2 separate regions of the Homo sapiens genome follow, and region 2 is linked to region 1. A link is a loop called in an ENCODE intact Hi-C map of the cell type or tissue named here. Cell type or tissue: A673. All regions are shown on one strand. Each heading gives the region's core, and the rest is flanking DNA. Links, peaks and the distances in the headings are about the cores only.

The links. A loop is a pair of places that touch in the nucleus more often than their neighbours do. Peaks named below come from ENCODE experiments on the same cell type or tissue, not always from the same donor. Only the 100,000 strongest peaks of a DNase experiment are listed, where the experiment ranks them.
Region 2: a loop joins it to region 1, with 6 times the contacts of the local background. A loop is called at or near these places in 5 of 110 quality-filtered maps.

The regions. Positions count from the first base shown.
Region 1 is chrX:3,959,711-3,965,730 of GRCh38, reverse strand. No RefSeq gene overlaps it. Among named protein-coding and RNA genes, the nearest start is that of FAM239C, 25 kb to the right of the region's middle. In A673, for the core only: CTCF peaks have their summits at 2,846 and 3,058; a DNase peak (open chromatin) is centred at 3,010; H3K4me3 peaks cover 602 bases.
Region 2 is chrX:4,259,366-4,265,385 of GRCh38, reverse strand. No RefSeq gene overlaps it. Among named protein-coding and RNA genes, the nearest start is that of FAM239C, 320 kb to the right of the region's middle. In A673, for the core only: CTCF peaks have their summits at 2,005 and 2,207; a DNase peak (open chromatin) is centred at 2,165; H3K4me3 peaks cover 923 bases; H3K27ac peaks cover 721 bases.

The sequences.
Region 1 (6,020 bases), core at 1,691-4,190:
CTTCCCCTGGAGTTTGGCTGCCCATGGCCTATCTCCTCTCCGACCATCCCCAGCTGAACTCCTCTCAGCGTTCAGATGCCTCTTTTCTTCTCTCTGCCATACCGTTCTGCCACTCCTCTGCTCTTCTGTTCGTCTCTCATCTCCTTCTGGAACCGGGGGTTTGGGATTTATATGGGTACAGGATAGATGGGTGTGGTGGGCCAAAAGGCAACTTTTGGGTGCAAAAACGGGAATGCCTGTTCCCAGTTAGGGTCACAGGTTTCCAGGCTTGAGGGTGACGCATTTGCAGGGGAACCGCCCTCTTCTACCCGATATTTCCCTGTTTCCTGTCTGTATCAGGAGGGTCTTGAAACCCACACTCAGAAAGGCAGGGGAACATTAGAATGAAAGGAATGCAGGAGAAGGTGAAAGACGTGCCCCTGAGGCCTGAAAACACCCAATATTATGAAAAAAGACTGTAACCAGGGCTATGGGAGTTATGGGCCAGGACCAATGAACAAAAACCAACATATATCATAACAAAACAAATGGAATCATGCAGTATTTTTACACTTAAAAACTTGTTAAGAGGGGGATAAATCTCATGTTGTGTGTTCTTATCACACACGTTGTCAACAAAAAGAGTCAAACTCTGTAAAGTATTTGAAAATATTTATTCTGAGCCAAATACAAGTGACCATGGCCCATGACACAGCCCTCAGGAGGTCCTGAGAACATGTGCCCAAGGCGGCTGGGGCGCAGCTTGGTTTTATACATTTTAGGGAGGCATGAGACATCAATCAGATACATTTGAGAAATACATTGGTTTGGTCCAGAAAGGCAGGACAATTCAAAGTAGGGGGCTTCCAGGCTATAGGTAAATTTAAACATTTTCTGGTTGACAATTGGTTGAGTTCATCTAAAGACCTGGGATCAATAGAAAGGAAATGTTCAGGTTAAGATAAAAGACTGTGAAGACCAAGGTTCTTTTGAAGTCTCATAGTGGCTGCCCTTAGAGATAATAGATGACAAATATTTCCTATTCAGACCCTTTAAAACGTGCTAGACTCTCAGTTAATCTCTTCAGCATTAGGAGGGCCTGGAAGAAAAAGATCTAGCTATGTGAATAGAGATTCTTTACAGATGCACATTTTCCCCCGCAAAGGATGGCTTTGCAAAGCCATTTCAAAATATGGCAAAGAAACATGTTTTGGGGTAAAATATTTTTATTTTCTTCTTTGTCATGTAACATTATGCCAGAGTCATATTGGAAGGTAAGTCACAATATATAGGGTTAAATGAAACCATCTGATGAGAATTTATGGTTTGTAGGGCATGGCTCCCCAGACTCTTGAGATAGGAATTTGGGCAAGATAAGAAATCAGAGTTTAGTCCTCACATATACACACACACACTCAAGAAAAATCCGAAAAAGAAAAAGGGACAGAAAAAGCTTTTGGAGGTAATGGGTATGTTTCTTATCTTGATAGTGACGATAGTATTAAAGAAAGTGACCGTGTCCTCGGGACACAGCAACTCTGGTGACCATACAATCAACACAATAAACCTCAGCATTTGCATTGTCATTGAGCTCATTCAAGCTAAGCTATCTTCAGTAGGGACTTTCCCTTCTAGAGACCACGTGCATTTTTATTTTACCTGTCCTCAAACTGACCCTTTGCTCATTTTAATAGTTAAAAAATACCCCTCGGTAGAGATATAAGATGCTAATGAGACCTGCAGTCCATGAACAAGCATGTACAGCTACTGGGCATGTGCACCCAGAGGACCACCCAGAACATGCTTACTAGCAACACCTCTCCCATCCCCTTATGAATCACCATGTAACACTCCCATAAAGGGAGTTTCTCCAGCAATAATCAATACTGTCTCACCCTTATGAGAAGCCTGCCCTGAAATTTCTCTCTCTCAGGGTGTACTGTCTATTCTGCACCAAACTTTCAAAATATTCTTTTTCCTTTACAAGAAATTGCTCTATGCTGCATGTCCCTTGCTGTGTGTCTCTTGTTTAAATTCTTTGAAACTAAGAAGACAAGAACTGAGGTTTCACAACAGCAGTCCCAACAGTAAAATGGGTGCACACATGTGTCCAAACTCATCAAATTGTATACATTAAATATGTGCCTCTTTTGCAGATCAATTATACCTCAATAAAACTTAAAAAAAAAAAAAAAGAGCTACTCAAGAAAATGTCCCACCAGATGTAAGGATAAAAACACAAAGAACAAACAAAAACAGTTCATTTATATGCACTTGCTAGAGTTTCGAACACTTGGCTAGAACTAATATTTTGTATCAAGTGTCTGACGGCAATGATGTCCTTTTCCCCAAAGTGCGGGGAAGACCATGCCTTCATTTTGATGCACGGGTGCACACATTCTAGAATCTATCAGCAAACGAATGTTGCTGCAGCGTGCAGAAAATTTGAATAGATAAGACGTATTGATTGGAAGGTGGTGAAACAGGTCTGCCAGGTTTGTTTTGCCTTTGATGATGGATGTCCAAGTTCTTTTCCTTCCTCATCTCACTCTCTGACACATGCAGACCCATGCACTTACCCCTGTTTGCTCTGCCCTCATTTTGCCTCAGCGTGAACACATGCGTCTGGCTTCACCCTTGCAGCTAATGAATAAACCCAAAGGTTCCCACTGAGCCTGCGAGATTAATTAGGCTGCTGACTTGGGCAGCTCAGCCCTGCACTGCTTGCTCCCTGAACACTAATGGCTCCAGCAAAGCAAACCCACAGAGCCTTTCCCAACCTCAGCAGGGTAGGCTGTGATCATCAAGTCACCGAGAATAAAAGTAGCTCTTCTTTTCTAACTGTCGGGGTTTGTTTTCATTCTTATTTATTTTTGTCCAAGTGGGAAAGAACCATGCAGGACTGCTTTGGTATCTATCTTCCACAGGGCAAGAGCTCCCTCTATCGCTCCCAATTTTTTTTTCTTTCCCAACCTCAGCAGGGTAGGCTGTGATCATCAAGTCACTGAGAATAAAAGTAGCTCTTCTTTTCTAACTGTCGGGGTTTGTTTTCATTCTTATTCATTTATTTTTGTCCAAGCGGGAAAGAATCATGCAGGACTGCTTTGGTATCTATCTTCCACAGCGCAAGAGCTCCCTCTAGCGCTCCCATTTTTTTTTTCTTTTTATCGAAGGCAGACGCTAATCAACCCTGTGAAATATTTGTTTGCTTTTTGGCTGTTTGAGAATGCACATGCATTAAAACAATCTGGCGATGCCACAGAGAGGAGTGTAGAGTTTCTAATTCACACTTTTGCAGAATTTTTCTCTGTATCAAAGATTTTAACGCTCCATCCCCAAGAGACTTTTTAAAAATGTATCTCCCTATTGGATTACCTCAACTATGAAGTTGCTGATGCTTGAAGAACATCTCACATAGCTCACAATTTTCCCTCACCTTGATATCATTAATATATCTATTAATCTCACTATCATAATGAGATCATTAATATACATATTAGAATTTTTTAGACTGTATTAGGATAATATAATATCCTAAGTATTTCAGCCATCGTGAATTACTTGAGAATTCAGTTTTCATGGCTCTTTCTTACATATTTGTTCCATCTCTTTATTTTTAGGGGCCCTTAATTTTCGCAGTCTCACCCTGCAAAATTGTCCAGTCAATGAACAAGTATTTGTGAGTTGTACACAATTTTTCTGAGCTACATTTTAGCTTCTGTGATCTGCCAAAGAAACACAAGGAATGTTTCTACCCTCAAAGTAGCAAGGGAGAAAAACAAACATACGTGACTCAATTTATTGTGAAAAATAAACTTTTAAATAATTGAAGCCAGTGTAAGTTGGGGACTCAAGAACAGCTTAGAGATAGAGGGTGACATCCTTTCAAGAAGAGTAGGGGGAGACTCCTGGGAGCATTGAAGGATGTGAATGCATTTTGTGTTTGGAAAGGATGTATACCATTAGTGGTCAGAGGTGGACAGTGGTCGGAAGAGTTTTTAAGATGCTCCCCATGATTTCTACTTCCTGCTGTGGATGCTAAGAATATAATGGTCTAGTCAATCCTTTGATTAAGGTATATTATATGGCAAAGGTAAAGAGATTTTACTGGGGTTTTTTGGTCGGGGATGGCATATGGTAATAGTATGTTTGTTATTTTTTTTTAACTTTTATTTTAGGTTCAGGGGCATATGTGAAGGTTTGTTATATAGGTAAACTTGTGTCATGGGGTTTGTTTTACAGATTATTTCATCGCCCAGGTTCTAAGCCTACTATCCATTAGTTATTTGTCCTGATCCCATTCTTCCTCCAACCCTCCACCCTCAAGTAGGCCCCAGTGTGTGTGTTGTTCCTCACTATGCAACCATGTGTTCTCATCATTTAGTTCCTACATATAAGTGAGAACATGCAGTATTTGGCTTTCTGTTCCTATGTTAATTTGCTAAGGATAATGGCCTCCAGTTCCATCCATGTTCCTGCAAAAGCCATGATCTCAATCTTTTTTATGGCTGCATAGTATTCCACAGTGTATATATACCACATTTTCTTTCATCAGCCTACCATTGATGGGCAAGTAAAGAGATTCTGAACATGTAATTAAGGTCTCTAATCAAACTGACTTTGAGTCATGACTTTAAGATGATTTTGAGTGGGCCACACCTAATCAGGTGAGTCTTTAAAAACAGTTTCAAGCCTTCCCTGAGGGAGAGATTCAAATTAATTAAGATTCTCTTGCTGGTCTTTCTCTTGCTGACTTTGAAAAAGCAAACAGCCATGCTTAGAACTGCCTGTGAAGGGGTCCACAGGGCAAGGACCCGGGGGCAGCCTCTAGGGAGGAACTGAGTGTGGTCCCCGGCCAACAGTCAGCAAGAAAACAGAGACCTCAGTCTTGTGCTTTCTTGCTGACTGTTGGCGGGGGACCACACTAAGCTCCTAGAGTGGACTTTTCCCAGTAAACGGACTTTTCCGACTACCTAAGGGAGCTTGAATGCAATCCTTTCTTCAGTTGGGTTTCCATAAAAGACATAGCCTGGCAGGGCATGGTGGCCCACACCTGTAATCCCAACACTTTGGGAGGCTGAAGCGGATGAATTGCTTGAGTCCAGGAGTTTGAGACCAGCCTGGGCAACATTGCAAAACCCCATCTTTACAAAAAATACAAAAATTAGCCAGGCGTGGTGCCACATGCCTGTAGTCCCAGGCCTGAGTAGCTACTCAGGCAGCTAGGGCAGGAAGATCACGTGAGTTCGGGAGGTCAAGGCTGCAGTGAGCTGTAATCTTGCCACTGCACTCCAGCCTAATTGACAGATCAAGACCCTGTCTCAAAAAAAAAAAGTGTGTACATTTCCAGATATTTGACATACAGCAACAGAAGAGCAATACAATGTAAAGATATCACAGTAGAAGATAGAGGATGTATATGCCTAAGATAGTATTAGGGTGGATAGTAAGAAGGGTGGGATGGCTCAGTAGGGTTTCAGTTTACAGAAGGTTTTGAAAGACCAGAACAAAACTTTAATTTACATCTTCTGCCTTTTCTAACCATTTAAACTAGCTCAAACCATCAATGGCACTTGGTCTTCTCTGTTTAAACAACAGTGGTGATGAGTTTGAATCAAATTCCCCACTCACTCTGTTTTGACCAACAAAACACAGCGGGATGGGGATATCTGGTCTTGTATCTAACACCATTGTCTTTGAGTGGAGAAAGTACTGTACACATTTGTTTTTAGCTCTATCTTGGCTACTATTACACATAAAAGGCTTCACATAAATGCCTCCCACTCCATTATAGGCATTTGTTTCCAAAAAGATCTCATGTTCTATTTTATATTTTGGCACATCTCAAGATCTCATAGCACTATGTTAGCACCATGATTGCATTTGAATGGGAATAAGCCTAAATGCCCATCAACATGGACTAGATAAAGAAAATGTGGTACATATACACCACAGAATACTATGCAGCCATAAAAAAGAACAAGATCATGTCCTTTGCAGGAACATGAATGGAGCTGGAGGCCATTATCCTCAGCCAACTA
Region 2 (6,020 bases), core at 1,149-3,648, 300 kb before region 1:
CCTGGTCACTTCATCACTGGGGGCACGAATTCACTTTCTTTCCATATATTCAAACATGCTGAACCTCAGAAAACAGCTAAAGCAGTGATTCTCATTCGTATTGGAGATTACACCACAGGGAAACAGGGCAGTGTGTAGAGACACTTTTGGTTGTTACAACTTGGAGGCTGCTACTGGCATCTAGTGGATAAGTGCCAGAGATGCTGAAAAACACACTTCACAGGACAGCCCCTACAGCGATGCAGTATGCCACCCAAAATTCAATAGTGCCAAGGTTGAGAAAACCTGATTTAAATGTTCCCGGGTAGCATTTCACTAGCTTTGCATATAAGATATCAAAGGAACAACTTCATTTTCTCCATAATTAATTAATGATAGGTTTATAGCCATCTCATGTTGATATCCACCCTCTATTTTATATTCCTAATGCTTAATTCTACTTTCCTTCATATTATTTTGATTGTTTTGGATTGCATACAGCTACCACTTTGTATTTTTCCTGTATCATCCTTGATCATTCTTCTTATATTTGTAGGTTTGAGGCTCATCAAATCCATATTTGTAACACCTTTCATGGTCTTCACATTTCATGTAAAGAAATTTCCTCACTTTTACTTTCCAACATCATTGTGTTTTTTTGCGGACTGCCCCAGTTCAAATTCCCACGACTTGGCTACGGGTCCCACACAACAGAGTTTATAAAGAAATCTATTTCTGGAATATAGATACTCATATTTCTTGAATCACCAAACTGGAATAAATATGCAGGTATGAAGCAGACAAGATCAAAGGAAGACAAGAATTGCTGCTTGAAGGCTGTCATTGTTCCTCCTTTCACCACTGGTGGTGTTCCCGCCAAGTTTAAATTCACCAGAGCCCAAGAACTAAATAATAAACTCACATGCTGGAAGCCAATTTTCACCCGCAGTCTACAAATACACTCTGAAATATGGGATGAAGGGTAATGTGCCCACCTCTGTGGTTCATCTTTTGATAAGCAGCTATTTTGAATTAAGGCCTTATTATGTTGACACAGGACAGACATGTCCTGAAATACATAGAAGGAATTCATAACTGAGCTACTGGGAAAATCTACCCCCATCTTGGCTCAGACGAGATCAGTAGCAAACTTCCTTTACAGACTGGGCTCAAAAATCCAGGATGATATACAGAACCGTAGGCAGAAGGATCGTCAGTTTTGTTCTAACTAACCCATCATATCAAAGCAGATGTATTCTCTCCTGAAAATGCAGATTGCAACACAGGCAGCATGTGGCCACCTCCAATCAGCAGGGGGTACTTCAAGCACAGGCAGGGATCCCTATTGTCTGTTGCAGACATATTTTTACACTTGATTATACTCCACGGAAAACCAATTTATACATCCCGGCCTCACTATTCATGGGTTTCATTGTAAATTCATAGAATGTTTTGCTTAGGAAAGCCCTCAGAATCATAATATACATAGAAGAGTATTCTGGGTTAAAGAACCTGCCCGCGATCCCTCCCCAGGTAATAACAGCGTCTGGATGTGAAACTTTCTGACTTCTATTGGAACACAATGCTGTTTCTTCTCCATTCCTCTCTCCCAAGATGTAAACTCCTTGATAGCACAGTTCAGAACATAAATGTAGGTGTGTTTCATTGTAGTTATCACAGCATTAGGTATTTGTCAGCTGCACAATAAATACTTGTCAGAGTACAATTAAGGGTAAGAGTCAGCTTCAGACATTCTGCAGTTCTGCAGAGGGGCAATGTATTCACTCTCATGCTGATTGCATCATGCACAGATTCAAGACCAGGATTCTTTACACAGATCTATGACCAGATGCTTTGAGGAAGCAACTAAAGGCAACCCAATGTCTAGGCGGCACTCCTGCTGAAGAAGCCAGGTTGAGCCTGGACTCATCACTCATAGAACAGAACAGAAGCAGGAAGAGATATTAGCATCTTCCCCATTTGAGAATTTTCCCACCAAGAATGTCTTAGTCCATTCAAGCTGCTATCACAAAATAGCACAGATTGAATTGCTTCTAAACAACAGACATTTATTGCTTGCAGTTCTGGAAGCTGGAGTTCAAGATCAAGCCGTGGCAGATTCAGCGTCTGGGGAGGATTTGCTTCTTGATTTAGATGACGTTTTCCGGCTGTGTCCGCACATGCTGAAAAAAAAAGAACTGTGTTCTCTTTTCCTCCTCAAGGGGCACTGTGCTATCATGTATATGATAAGTTTTTGTTGATGGTTCTTGACTCAGCTCCCATAGCCTATGTTATAATGTTGGGGCGCTTTAAGTCTCGGAGGACAGAATCTCTCTCCCTGACTTTCTCCTGCCTTACTTTCCCCAACCCAAGGCAGGAAACTATTTTCTCCTTGGGTTTCTTTTCTTTACTTTTCTTTTTTTTTTTTTTTTCCTTTTGAGACACAGTCTCACTCTGTAGCCCAGGCTGGAGTACATTGGCGCAATCATGGCTCACTGCAGCCTCCACCTCCTGGGCTCAAGCAATCCTCCCACCTCAGCCTCCCAAGTAGTTGGGGCTACAGGCATACACCACCATTCGCAGCTAATTTTTGTAATTTTTGTAGAGACAGGGTTTTGCCATCTTGCTCAGGCTGATCTCAAACTCCAGGCTGAAGTGATCTGCTCACCTCGGTCTCCCAAAATGCTGGGATTAAGGGCATGAGCCACAGCACCAGGCCTTTCCTCGGATTTGTGATTGTGGGGCATAAGACCCTCATTTCAGAAGGGGTCCTGCCCCATACCCAAGAGGAGGGAATGCTGTAGAGACACAGCAAGAAGAATTTGAACAGACAGACGTCGCTGGGTTCCCCTACTCAGTCTATTAGTGTTAAATCACAACCCTTTTGTCCAATCACATTTCTACATGGTAGTCAATCATGCCTAACTAATGAAGTCCCCATAAAAACCCAAAAGGACTGAGTTTGGAGAGCTTCTGGATAGCTGAACACATGGAGTTTCCAGGAGGGTGGTGCAACCCAGGAGAGCATGGAAGCTCCGTGCCCCTTCCCCCATATCTTCCTCTATGCATCTCTTCACCTGTGTCCCTGGTAATATCCTTGATAATAAACTGGTATACTTGTGTTTTAGAGGTCTATGAGATACTCCAGCAAATCAAACCAATCTACATAGGGAGTCATGAGAATCCAACTTGAAGCTGGCCAATCAGAAGTTCTGAAGGCCCAGACTTGCAACTCGTGGGAAGAGGGAGCAGTCTTGTGGGACTGAGCCCTCAGTCTGTGGGATCTGATGCTGTCTCCATGTAGAGAGTGTCAGAACTGAATTGGAAGACAGCCAGCTGGTGTGTGCTGCACAATGGCTTGCTTGCTTGCTTGGTGTGTGGGGAGAAGCCCCCACACATTTGGTCACTGACATCTTCTGTGTTGATTGTTGTGGTGTGAGAGCAGAGGAAAAACAATTTGTGTTTGTGTGGTGGGGCGGGGGCGGTTTCCACTCACAGGAACTAATCTCATTCATGAGGGCTCCACCCTCATGACCCAATCACCTCCCAAAGGCCCCACCTCCTAATACTAATACATCGGGGATTAGGTATCACATATGCATCTTGGGGGAAAAGAAAAGTTCAGGCCATAGCAGAGTTTTCACTGCACTTCAAAAACATGGCTGTGGTCCTTTATAAATAAAACCGCATGTGAATGAAAAGAGAAAGCAAATACGCAAACTTTCCAGGGAGCAATGAATCACTAAGCCAAGGGTATTTTACTGCATTTCCTGCAACAGAGAGAAGAGTGGCTTATATGAGTGGTTGTTAAAATATGGTTAAAGACTAAGAATTTTGTAGAATTTAGGGAAGTACGGAACCCTTATAAAATATTTCTTTCTTTTAAGAAATATGCAACAAACCTGCATAAGTACCCGTGAATCTAAAATAAAAGTTAACAAAAAAGAAATCTGGGCTGGGTGCGGTGGCTCATGCCTGTAATCCCAGTACTTTGGGAGGCCGAGGTGGGCAGATCACCTGAGGTCGGGAGTTCGAGACCAGCCTGACCAACATGGAGAAACCCCGTCTCTACTAAAAATACAAAATTAGCCAGGCGTGGTGGCACATGCCTGTAATCCTAGCTACTTGGGAGGCTGAGGCAGGAGAATTGCTTGGACCTGGGAGGCGGAGGTTGTGGTGAGCCGAGATGAAGCCATTGCACTCCAGCCAGGGCAACAAGAGTGAAACTCCGTCTCAAAAAAGAAATCTGAATTTGATATCAAAGAACAAACAAACAGGAGAAGATTAGAAATTAACTGGATATTAAGTTATATGGGCTTTTCTGAGAACAGAGTAGTAAATATGGGCTTCAGTATTTGGGAATGCCAGAATAGTCATATTGGAGTTCACACCTTCAAAGTTAATAAAGATTGTGTCAGATTGTTTTATATAGAGAATGTTATGTGTCAAATTATTTTCCCAAAAATGATATGTTGAAGTCCTATCCCCCAGAACCTCAGAAAGTGACCTCCTTTGGAAATAGGGTCTTTGCAGATGTAATTAGTTAAGATTTGGTCATACTGGAGTCAGGTGGGCCCCTAATTCACTATTCCTGATGTCCTTATAAGAAGAGACACAGGGGAAGACCATATAAAGATGGAGGCAGAGATGGGACTGAGGCAGCCACAAGCCAAGCAATGTCAAAGACTAATGACCACCAACATCTGCTCAGAAGAGGCAAGAAAGGATTCTCTGCAAAGTTTTGGACAGAGAGGATATGCCTGGTTAACATGCTGGTTTCAGATGTCTACTGTCCAGAAGTGTGGGACAGACTGGGTATCTTATAATAAATTATTGTCATAAATATATTATAATAAATAAACAATAATAATTATTATTATAAGACACCCCATTAATAGAAGTGTCCATTATTAACAGGCACTGATACAATGAACTATCTAATTTATTATATAACAATTTATTATTGCATAACCAGAACTTAACATAAATATAATACATTTATAATACGTATAATAATTTATCAAATTAATATATTATTATAGGCCTAATAATAAATATTATAAGACAGCAGGCACTGATGGAATGAACTAATTTATTATATAATAATCTATTATTAAATAATAATTTATTATTAAATAATAATTTATTTTAAGACAAATATAGTAAATATAATATTGATTATAATAATTTATTACATTAATAAGCTATTATAGACAGATAATACTAAGTAAATTATTATTATGAGAAAGCAAGCATTGATGCAATGAACTGATTTATTATGTAATGTATTATAAATGTATATCTTTATATGATAGTTTATTATTATATATTAATAATTTATTTAAAGACAAATATAATAAATGTCATATTTATAATAAATTATTATTATAGACATATAATAAATAAATAAATAATAATTATTATTATAGGACAGCAGGCATTGATGCAATGAACTATTAATATCTAATTTATTATATAATAACTTATGATATAATAATAATTTATTTTAAGACACTTATATTAAAATATTTATTATTATATTAATTTATTATATTAATAGTAAGTGACTATTATGGACAGATATTACTAAGTAAATTATTATTATAAGAAGCAGCCATTGATGCAATGAACTAATTTATTATATAATAATTTACTATTATAAATATATTATATGAATTTATTATATAACTTATTATCTAAGTTTTTATGACAAATGTTATAATAAATGTTATATTCATAATAAATTATTATTATAGACATATAATAAATAAATTATTATTATAAGAGCAAGCATTAATGCAATGAACTCTCTTATTTATTATTATATAATAATTTATTTTAAGACACATATATTAAATGTAATAATACTTATTATACACATACAATAAATGTAATGTTTATTATAACATTTATTATATTATAATAAATTATTATAAACAGATAATAAATTATTATAAGACAGCAGATATTGATGCAATCAATGGTCTAATTTATTATACAATAATAATTTTTTATAGACACCCAGTCTGTGGTACTGTGTT